Linked DNA regions of Homo sapiens: region 1 is linked to region 2. The links are chromatin loops, found by intact Hi-C in ENCODE. Cell type or tissue: heart right ventricle. All regions are shown on one strand. Links, peaks and the distances in the headings refer to the core of each region. The heading gives the core; the rest is flanking DNA. Region 1 overlaps POMT2 (protein O-mannosyltransferase 2). Region 2 has its middle 49 kb from the start of LRRC74A.

The links. Hi-C counts contacts between places; a loop is a spot of excess contacts. Peaks named below come from ENCODE experiments on the same cell type or tissue, not always from the same donor. Only the 100,000 strongest peaks of a DNase experiment are listed, where the experiment ranks them.
Region 1: a loop joins it to region 2, with 9 times the contacts of the local background. A loop is called at or near these places in 69 of 110 quality-filtered maps.

The regions. Positions count from the first base shown.
Region 1 is chr14:77,313,033-77,318,405 of GRCh38, reverse strand. The region is part of intron 1 of POMT2 (protein O-mannosyltransferase 2); the gene reads left to right. Among named protein-coding and RNA genes, the nearest start is that of POMT2, 5.2 kb to the left of the region's middle. In heart right ventricle, for the core only: CTCF peaks have their summits at 2,111 and 2,312 (motif pointing right); a DNase peak (open chromatin) is centred at 2,325; H3K4me3 peaks cover 406 bases; H3K27ac peaks cover 696 bases.
Region 2 is chr14:76,873,162-76,878,534 of GRCh38, reverse strand. No RefSeq gene overlaps it. Among named protein-coding and RNA genes, the nearest start is that of LRRC74A, 49 kb to the right of the region's middle. In heart right ventricle, for the core only: a CTCF peak has its summit at 2,340 (motif pointing left); a DNase peak (open chromatin) is centred at 2,344.

The DNA of each region.
Region 1 (5,373 bases), core at 73-5,072, 440 kb before region 2:
ATGTCATCAGGCACGTGGGAATAGTTCAAGACTGGCCGTGTCCATGTGAGTTTTTGTTTTCTTTTTTTATTTTCTTTTTTATACTGACCTGCTAGATAAAGTTTTTATGTTTTCATAGTGAGATGACAAACTCAGCCACAGGTCAGATTGCCAGCCACAGTTGCTGCTTGACCTAGATGGACCATGTGAATGTTTGCCAGGCTTTGGTGCTGGATAGGGACAAAGAGAACATTGTTTCCCTTCTCTTTACATCTCCAGGGTCCTGTGGTGTTCCTTCCCCAGATGCCAGGATTGTTTCTTTCCTTCCATTGCTACATAATGAGTGTGTCCTACCCTAGTAACTATAACTTCACCTTTTCTCCATTTATCCCCTACCAATACGCAGGCCTTCTAATATCCAATTGTTAGAAAATTGACAGAGGCCCATTATGTCTTCTACCTTGACACATGTGGGCCACTGTAGGGGGACTTTAAAAGCACTATACCCAACCAAATGATCATTAACTTTATGTTCTGGCACCAGGCCATTCCAACAAGACAATCTAGTGACTGAACTAGAATTAAGTCTGAATTACATAGATAGCCTCCTCCTCCCAGCTGATCTGGGCTTTCTGTAAGGGGGAAGAAAGATGAATCATGGCCAGAAATGGTCAGGGGAGAATCTCACATTTTCAAAATAGGTTTATATAACCCTCCACCCCTTTTTCCTGATCATTACCCAGTTGGTAGGCAAAAGGAGATGACCCATTTCTGAGAATGGCTGCCTTAGGTGACCAAACTGCTTCAGTAAGGTTTGCAGACCAGGAGGAGGTTAAAAACATAGAATCAAAAATCTTTTTGAGTTGATCTTTGAGGGAACTGTTCAGTACTTGACAATGTCATGCCTGTGGATGGTAGGGAGTGTGGGAGGTCCATCGAATACCTTGGCTATTGACTGTTGACACTGTTGGGTGGCCATTGCGACAAAAAGATATGCCAGTGTCAGACTGTAGATGGTTTGGAAAGCAGAAAACCTGGCAGTTTAGTTTCAAGGGCCACAGTGGTATACACAGAGTCAGATAATTGGACTGGAAAAGCAACATCAGCACTGTAAACTGAAAAAGTATCAGCAGTAGCAAGGTACTGATGAGAGCCTAGAGAAGGGAACAAAGTCCTAATGTCAATCTCCCAGGAGCAGGTGTGGTCAGTGCCCCTTGCAATGTGGCTTCCTTTACTGCAAGACAAGCAGGCCAACTTTTGGCAGGAGTCACAAGTCTGGCACGCAGTGGTGGCTTCTGCCTCAGAAACATGTAGTCCCTTACGTTGTGCCTAGCCCATGATGGTAGATGTTTCCACACCGGTTGCATGAATCCAGGTGGCTATGGCAGCAGTCTTGGTGGTGCAGGCTGGATCAGCAGTTTGATTCCAGTCAGTCTTACGAGAGTACCTGCCCTTAGTGTGGGCACCTACGTGAGTGATCCAGTCTGTCCTATTGGCAGGCAGCCATGATGTGTTTCCACACTTCTCAGCTTTCATCTCTCAGTATTTAGTCTTCCAAGTGGCATACCAAATGCTTCAATCCTTACTGCCATCAGCCATCCAGAGTTATCATTGGGGCTAAGTGCCTGCTGCTGCTTGGTGGGCAACATCAGCTTTTAACTCAGCCTAATCATTGGTGAGCCAGGCCTAAGCATTTACAGGAACCCCTGTGAATCAAGGGCCCTACTGAACAGCAGCTCGGCTTCAGGTAGCAGAGAAGGTTGTTTCTCCCAGAGTGGGAGCTGCCACTTCTTCACGTAAAACCAAGATGCCTCTAGGGCCAGGCTAGCTATACTCTTTTTTTTTTTTTTTTTTTTTTTTAGAGATGAGATCTGACTCTGTTGCCCAGTCTGGAGTGGAGTGGTACAATCATAGCTCACTGCATCCTCAAACTCCTGGGCTCCTCCTGTCTCAGCCTCCTGAGTAGCTGGCACTACAGGCACGTGCCACCATGTCCAGCTAATTAAAACAGATTTTTTAAGAGCTGAGTTCTCACTATCCTGCCAAGGCTGGTCTTGAACTCCTGACCTCAAGCCATCCTCCTGCCTCAGCCTCCTGAATAGCTGGGATTACCAGCTGTACTCTTGAATGTACTATTTCCATAGGATCAGTGAGGCTTGTTAAACCCTTCCCTTGTTATCAGTAGATTCCCATTGACCCACCCCAAAGTGGGAATACTAGGCCAGGGAGTCCTGAGGCCTTTATGGGTCTGGCAATCAATTTCAAAGTGTTGAGTAGTTAACTAAGGAGTTAATAGCTGTCCTTTTAAAAAGGGTGTGCTTGGTACCTATGTCCAGCAGGTGGCACTGTGATTCTGGTGCATGGCTCTCAGTACTCCAGCAGCCACAAAGTTGTTTTTTGTTTGTTTGTTTTTGTTTTTTGAGATTCTCGCTCTGTCGCCCAGGCTGGAGTGCAGTGGCGCAATTTCAGCTCACTGCAACCTCTGCCTCCTGGCTTCAAGCAATTCTCTGCCTTAGCCTCCCGAGTAGCTGGGATTACAGGCGCCCCTATCACGCCTGGCTACCTTTTTGTATTTTTAGTAGAGACAGGGTTTCACCATGTTGGCCAGGCTGGTCTCAAACTCCTGACCTCAGGTGATCCGCCCGCCTCGGCCTCCCAAAGGGTTGGGATTACAGGCATGAGCCACTGCACCCAGCCGCCACGAAGTTTTTAAGCCTGTGATTTATTTCCTTTCCCTTCCAGGGATGTAGATTTTTTTCTTCTGGACCACCAGGAGAGGACAGGATCACCTGTCTACACACAGCAGCCCTTGCCCAGGATAATCCTCTTCGACACTTATGGGATCAGTATCAGCTATACATTCAGCACTGGAAGCCACAGGAATAGTACATTGAAGAGGCCCAAAGAGCTCTGCCTGGAATGTCACTTTAACTTCCCTTCCCTACAGGGAGCGTGGCTCAAACATTACCAGTTTAATCTGGACACTTTTTCCCCTCGAACTAATGCGTCTAGAAGGCCTGCATCAGGGGCTATGGTGACAGCCAGCCAGAGATTTTGCCATTTCCCAGTCGGAGAGTGTGGCGGTGCTGGCTGCAGGGAGTGGGGAGAAGCTTTTTCTGCTCCTTTAGCTCTTCACTAGGCTTGCATCACGACCTCCCCAGTGTCGCTCCCTCAGGGTTAGGGGCCCTTTTCCCTTTAGTCCTTGTGCGCACTGCTATGGCTGTCCCTGCAGTCCTGAGTGTCTGCAGTAACCTCTGTGTGTAGTACATCCTTCCCCCCATGAGACATGGTAGGGTGGAGATGTGGGACCTCATATCCAGCAGAGCCCTGAGTTTGCCCCTCTCCTCCCTGGGGCTCTCCAGCATACTAGGATGGGTGTGTATGACCTTCAGTCCCCTTTAGGGACATGGAAACCTCAGCCCAACCTTTAATCATCTCAGTCTTTAATGCAGCTGAGGTTGTGGTAGAGTGGGAGGGATCCTGGGACATAAAGGGAGAGAGTGGCTCCGAGCCACAAAGCAAGTCATATTTATATTTACTTTTGGCTTGAGTACACAGCTCCCCCAAGGATCTTTCAGTGTTTCATTTTACTCAAAGTTCTATCTTATATAGCAGGGTCCTATTGCCGCACCGTTGGAGACTTGTTGATTGAGCAGCCATATCCATATTGCCTTTTGGCAGGGGCTGCTGGGCTTGCTGCCATTGTCATGATCACTCCTCTTCCTCCTTTTGCCCAGAGGACAGGGCAGTAACCAGGGTGACATTCAGTGGCTTGTTTCAATCCTACCTCTTTCCATCAGCCTCTCTAATAGTGGGACAGTGGGGGACTCTCACTACCCCATTGCCTGCCCATGGAGGCCCTCATTCTTTCTCTTACCAAAGACTATGTCTCTCCTCATCCTATGCTTGTCTCCACACTGTCAGGGGCTGTGATTTTATCTTAGCCTACTTATTAGCTAATAAGTTAGCCTGTCACTGTTTTTTGCATGCTGACAGAAGACAAAGTCTTGGGTCAGAGACAGAGGACTTTATTTCTCATGGCACAGCAAGTGGGATGTGCATCAGCATGTTGGCATCAGTTTCCTTTGCCCCTAAGTCCCACGTGGTGCTGAGGGACTGGATGAATGCTTGCACATGCAGTAGCTTGCATCACAGCTGAGTAATATTAAGCTTAGGGAATCTGCTGTTTTATGGCAAGCAATAAACAAGACAGCCCTCTGTCTCAGAGGGAGACACTAACTTCCCTCAAGGTTGTTTACTGCAAACAGCATTCTTGGCATACCTTGCAAGGCCTGGAGGAGCACAAGAGAGCCACGGAGGACTGTCTCTCCTAACACAAGCAATAAAAGCCAGGAGGAAATATGAATGTTACAACTGGTTTTACTTGGGAAACTTTTGAAGTAAAAATCTGGAGCCCAGGCTGGGTGCGGTGGTTCACACCTATAACCCCAGCACTTTGGGGGGCTGAGGCAGGTGGATCACCTGAGGTTTGGAGTTTCGAGACCAGCCTGGCCAACATGGTGAAACCCCATCTCTACTAAAAATACAAAAATTAGCCAGGTGTGGTGGCGGCCGCCTGTAGTCCTAGCTACTTGGAAGGCTGAGGCAGGAGAATCGCTTGAACCCGGGAGGTGAAAAGTGCAGTGAGCCAAGATTGTGTCCATGTACTCCAGCCTGGGCAACAAGAGTGAAACTCTGTCTCAAAAAACAAGCAAAAACAAAACAAAACAAAACAAAACAAAAAAACTGGAATCCTTTTGTTAGTATGTTCCCAAACAGATTTAAAAACTAACCACAAATGTCAGGACAGTTTAAGGAGGGCCCAGCAGGGATGGTACTTTATAATCTACAGAATTCTTTCACATGTGTTATCTGAGTTGAGCCCTAAGGCCTCCCTGGGAGGTGGGCAGGGCAGATAATATTATTGTCTTCATTTTGTAGATGAGATAAGAGGACTAGAGAGAATAAGTGATTTTGGCGGGTTGTGCCATTAATTAGTGGTGGAGCTGGGACTGGATCTCTCTTTCTGCAAATCAGTTTCATTACCCTGCTTTGAAGTTATTTCTGTCTTCGACCTCACCATGCCAATGTCCTCACTGCCTGTCAAGGTGTTTAGCAGATGCTGAAATAGACCTATTCTTTTGCCTATCTTGGACCCACCAAGTAAGATATAAAAAGAACCTTAGATTCTTAGGTAAAGCATGTTTTCCCCTTATGTAGTAGGTCAATAATGACTGCTCATGACCTGGGGATTGATGACTACTAGAAAGTAACCCTTCTTTTGAGCTACAGGGAGAAAATTACAAATAGAAAAGGCCAGGCTCTGCTGGATGACTTGGCTGCGTTCCCAAAGCCCTCATGTATGGTGTAGAAAGGTGTATGTGGTTGTATAAA
Region 2 (5,373 bases), core at 182-5,181:
TAAAGGACAGAGTTTTGCTCTGTCACCCAGGCTGGAGTGCAGTGGTGTGATCTCAGCTCACTGCAACCTCCATCTCCCAGGTTCAAGCAATTCTCCTCCTTCAGCCTCCTGAGTAGCTGGGATTACAGGTGCCCGCCACCACACCCAGCTAATTTTTGTATTTTTGTAGAGATGGGGTTTCGCCATGTTGGCCAGGCTGGCCTCGAACTCCTGACCTCAAGTGACCCACCTGCCTCAGCCTCCCAAAGCGCTGGGATTACAGGTGTGAGCCACTGTGCCTGACCCACACTATCATTTTAAAAAGGTCTTGGAGTATGCTATGACTCTGCCCTCACCCTGCAGAGCCGTCTCCTTTAGACACCCACGTTCCCTGATGGCCCTCAAGGCCCCACCTGACCTGGCCATGTTCCCTCTGAACTTGCTTGTACCACGCTTGCTCTCCTTCCCTCCATCTGCTCTGGCCACAAGGGACACACCAAAGGGCTCCTGCATGGAGACTTTTCTTCAGCTGTGCCCTCTTAAGTGCTTCCCCCAGATGCCGCGTGGCTTCCCACAAGGCCTGCAAGCCTGCCAGCCTCCTGGCTCTATTTTTCCCCATAGCACTTCTAATATACTGTATGATTCACTTATTTCTTACATTATTGGTCAGTCTTCTCTTGCTAGAATGCAAACTTCACATGAGAGACAGGTTTTGTCTTTTTTTATTCACTGATGTATCCCAAACACCCACACAGCACAGGACACACAGAGAGCCCTTAATAAGTATTTACTGAATGTCAGTGAAGTCATTTACACTTTGGTATAAATAAATGTGCATTCTCCCCCTTTACCCCAGATAATTTGCCTTCTGTTTTTTCCCTACTAATTTCTAGAAGGGGTTATTTCTTGCATCACAGTGCACTTGGGAAAGGCATTTTGGGGCTGTGGGTTTTACAGTCTTTTTTTTCTTTTTCTTTTTTTTTTTTTTGAGACAGAGTCTTGCTGTGTCGCCCAGGCTGGAGTGCAGTGGCACGATCTCGGCTCCCTGCAAGCTCTGCCTCCCAGGTTCACGCCATTCTCCTGCCTCAGCCTCTCCGAGTAGTTGGGACTACAGGCGCCCGCCACCATGCCCGGCTAATTTTTTGTATTTTTAGTAGAGACGAGGTTTCATGGTGGTCTCGATCTCCTGACGTGATCCGCCCGCGTTGGCCTCCCAAAGTGCTGGGATTACTAAGCATGAGGCACCACGCCCGGCCTACAGTCTTGAAATAACACTTAGTAGACTGAAGACCCACTGTGGGGCAAGGACTCAAGGAGAGAGAAGCCCAAAGAACTGCCTCACACTCCTCAAAATCAGAGGGGGTGGGTGGCAGCCTCCTGGGTTTGACAGAGAGGGAAGGAAGGGATAGCATCTCACCCACGTTTATTATGTGACCACAGCTGGCTGCTCCAAGGACAGGGAAGAAGAGAGAGGCGTGGAGAAATAGACAAGCTACTCGCAAGGTTGTAGTTGTATTCAGAAGGTGTCTGGTTGCTTGCCTGGACTTCCCTTCCTGCAGCTACTAGATGTGGCAGGTGGGCCAGAGTTGCTGAGAAGCTAAAAAAACTCAAGCTGCAGGGACCTGCACTGCAGTGAGGCCCCTTCCAAGGCCCTGGGGGGATTTGATGCTTATGGTCTTGTCAGCTTTAAGAAAATGTGTCATTTGTTGTGATTCTTCCCCCTCATTCTAAACATCCACTTTCTATCCCTAACATTGTATTTGTGAATTTGTATTTTTTTCTTTTTTTTTGAGACAAAGTCTCATTCTTGTCCCCCAGGCTGGAGTGCAATGGTGCCATCTCAGCTCACTGCAACCTCTGCCTCCCGGGTTCAAGTGATTCTCCTGCCTCGGTGCCTCCTGCCCCCCAACCCTGAATAGCTGGGATTACAGGTGCCTGCCACCATGCCTGGCTAATTTTTGTATTTTTAGTAGAGACACGGTTTCACCATGTTGGCCAGCCTGGTCTAGAACTCCTGACCTCAGGTGATCCACCCGCCTCTGCCTTCCAAAGTGCTGGGATTACAGGCGTGAGTCACCGCACCTGGCTGTATTTTTTTTTTAAAGAGGGCCCCTAAATTGTATAAGCTCAGCTCCCACAGAACCTGGACGTCGCAGGGAGGCTGAAGGCTATGGCCCAGGCTCCCCTGGTGCAATCTGTGTCACTGAAGCTGGCTGCATTGCTGCTTTTCTGAGGGCACCTAATAAGAATTTGATTTCCCTGAGCCAGTGTGGGGTCCTATTTTCTTCTGTGCATCTCAACTGAGCCTTAGGGAGCTGGGAAAGGCTATGGAGATGGGGTACTTGTGGGGTTGGAGCACCCTCTGCTGGGAAAGCAGAGGTACAGCCGGGAGTGGCTGCACTGAATCAGGGTTGTTAGACACAGGTCAGAAAGCAGGAGGGGCTTGGACTTAGCTCACAGACAAGCCCCTCTTTTGGGGCATGGGCACATTGGAGCACACACACCTCATCTCTGAAATTCAAATGCGAGTATGCTGCTGTGTACATGTGCTCCATTTCCATCCCACCTGGAGGAATACCAACAGGAGTAACCGCAATTCAGTTCTGACACTAACCCCCCTAGGGTTGGCAGCAGACTTTAGTTTTCGGGCTCAGTCCTCCACAAAACTGCCTCTGTTTCAGTACCAGCTGCAAGTTGGGCACCCAGACCACCTGCACTTCTGACCAGCCAGCTACAAATTTGAGCATCCCCACTGCTTCCCCAGTTTTGATAATTTGCTGGAATGACTCAAAGCTCACTGAAAGCACGATACTGTGCTTATAAAATCACAGCTTTATTACAAAGATACAGCTCGGGAACAGGCACACGAACAGTGACAGAGGGCAAGGTCTGGGAGGGAGCACAGAGCTTCCATGTTCTCTTCCCATGGAATCAGGGATCGCCAGCCTCTGGCATCTCAATGTGTTCACCAACCAGGGAGTTCTGCAGAGCCTCAGTGTGCAGAGTATTTACTGGGGTTTCATTGCCTAGGCTTGCTTGAGTGAACACTGGCCACATGACTAAACTCAATCTCCAGCCCCCTCTCTCCTTCCTGGAAGTCTATTGGCCAAAAGTACCAACCTCTAATCCTGTGGGTGGTCTTTCTGGTGACCAGCACCTGCCTAAAGTGATCTAGGGGTCCACCCTGAGCCACCTCTTTAGCATAACAAAGATTTTCATCTCTCAGGAAATTACAAGGGTTTTGAAGCTCTGTGCCAAGAACCGGGAAGAAGACCAACTATATTCTTTATCATCAAATAACACATCCACACAAGCACAAATCATGTCTCAGGTAGCCTGGACCCCACAGCATTTAGCCAGTCACTCTGTTTCATCCACAGACTGCCTAGGGTGGTGGCAACACAAGCCAAAGCCCTCTGAGGGTTCCCTGGATGACCTTCCATAAAAGGAGCTCCCGGGCCTGGGGCAGCCTCACCCCAGCTGCCCTTGGGTTCCCTCCCCTCCAGGACACCTGCTTCTTGAAGAATGGTTCAAGGCCACTGGGCAGGAGTTCGTGTTTAGGGCACAGGCTGGCCTTGCCAGTCATTGTGTTCTTTTGTTTAAAACAAAACAAAACAAATCCCAAGCCCCCACTTGGCAAGGCAGGCCTGGTCGCCTGAGGACACCACAGCTGCCACCATAGTCAGACACCAGAGGCTGCAGTTTGCATCGTGAACCTGCAGGCCCGGGACCATGAATGACACCCTGCACCGTTACCACTGCTGCCCCGGGAACTCCACTGAACTTCAACGTTGCAGCTACCACAGGGAATTCTCTGTAGCCCTTGGTTCTTTGGTGCCAGCTCCTGTATTTGGAGTGGCTATCTGGGTAGGCATAATCCTATGTCCCAGCTGCCTTCCCCAACACTTGTAAGGTAGGGCATTTTTCAGCCCAGGTGGGAAGCCAAAAAAAAAAAAAAAATGCCGGATGTCTCTCTGTCTCCTGTTCTTTCAGGCCTATGATACTGCGCTGCCCACACCACACCCCCCAGTGCTGCTGGCCCCTGGTCTTCCCACCCCACCCTCCAAGACCATGGACAAATTCTTCTGTTTTAATGCCAGCCTGAAGCCATGGCCTGAGATTGGAACACCCCCCATGGTATTTCCAACACCTATTAGTTGGGTGTTTCAAAGATAGCTGTTCAGTTTGGTCCCTCCTGTGCTCTGCTGGTCCTCCAGCTCCCCATACCTCTCCCTCTCAGGAGTGGAACACCACTGTAAGGAGGGCATGCTTATATTAGGCACTTACTGTATGCCAGGCCTTGGGCTTGGTGTTTCATGTGTGTGATTTCATTAAATCTTCACAGCCATGTTCTCTGATGGCCTTCAAGCCCCCACCTGACCTGAACACATTCCCTCTGAACTCACTTCCACCATGCTTTCCTTCTTTCCATCTGCTCCAGCCACAGAGGACACACCCTATAGAGGAGGTGGTACCACTAACATTCCTGTTTACAGATGAGCAAACTGAGATTCAGAGAGGATAAATGAATTGCTCAGAGTCAGAGATGGTAATTGGTGAAGCCAAACAGAATTCAAACCCAGGAGTGTCAAATGCCAGAATTCGCAGGCTTAATCCCTTCATAGTTCTAGTACACAGATATCCACACTCCGCTTCTCCCACCTGCTCCCAGCACAATTTCTGAGCCATGCAGCTGGTGGGGAGAGGGCATCAACTTGCCCTTGAGAATTTGGCCACACAGAGCACCATCTCAGCCTTCGCCGCCTTCCGTTAGCCAGTCCAGCCTGGCAGAGGGGCGGGGAGGCAACGTGGCTAAGCCCTCAGGGAGCCACAGCTGTATTGCCAGGGCCTGGATCTTGGCGTTGCTACTTACTGGCTGGGGCACCTTGGGCAAAATGCTTAAATTCTCCACACGCCCCCCTCCGCCCCCGTTTCCCTGGCTGCAAAATGGGGATTCTACAGTGCTCACTATGCAGAATCACTGTAAGGATGCTAGGAGTGAGTGCATGAAGCCGCATTGAGTCGGGTATGGAAGGACAGCAAGCACAGGGTGCCGTCTCTCTGGGTTGCAGCCTGACCACCTCTGAAGGCTGGGCCAGCGCCTCTGAGCCATCTTTGACCTTGACGCCCCTCCTGCTCCTGCAAGGCCCCTCTACCTCTGCCTCGTCCTCCATGGGAAAGCTGCAGCTGCTGCTGGGGTCCTCCTGCCTGCCAGCCTCCTGACCTGCCAAACTGACAAAGCGCTTGTGCAGTCCTGTCCTCATGGAGCAGGACTCCTCTCTGCGGTCTGCCCAGCTTCAGGGCGGGCTGACTGGAGAAGATGAATAAATATTCATGGAGCTCTTCCTGGGTGCCTGATTTTCTTCCTCACAAGGGTGCAAGATGGTCACAATG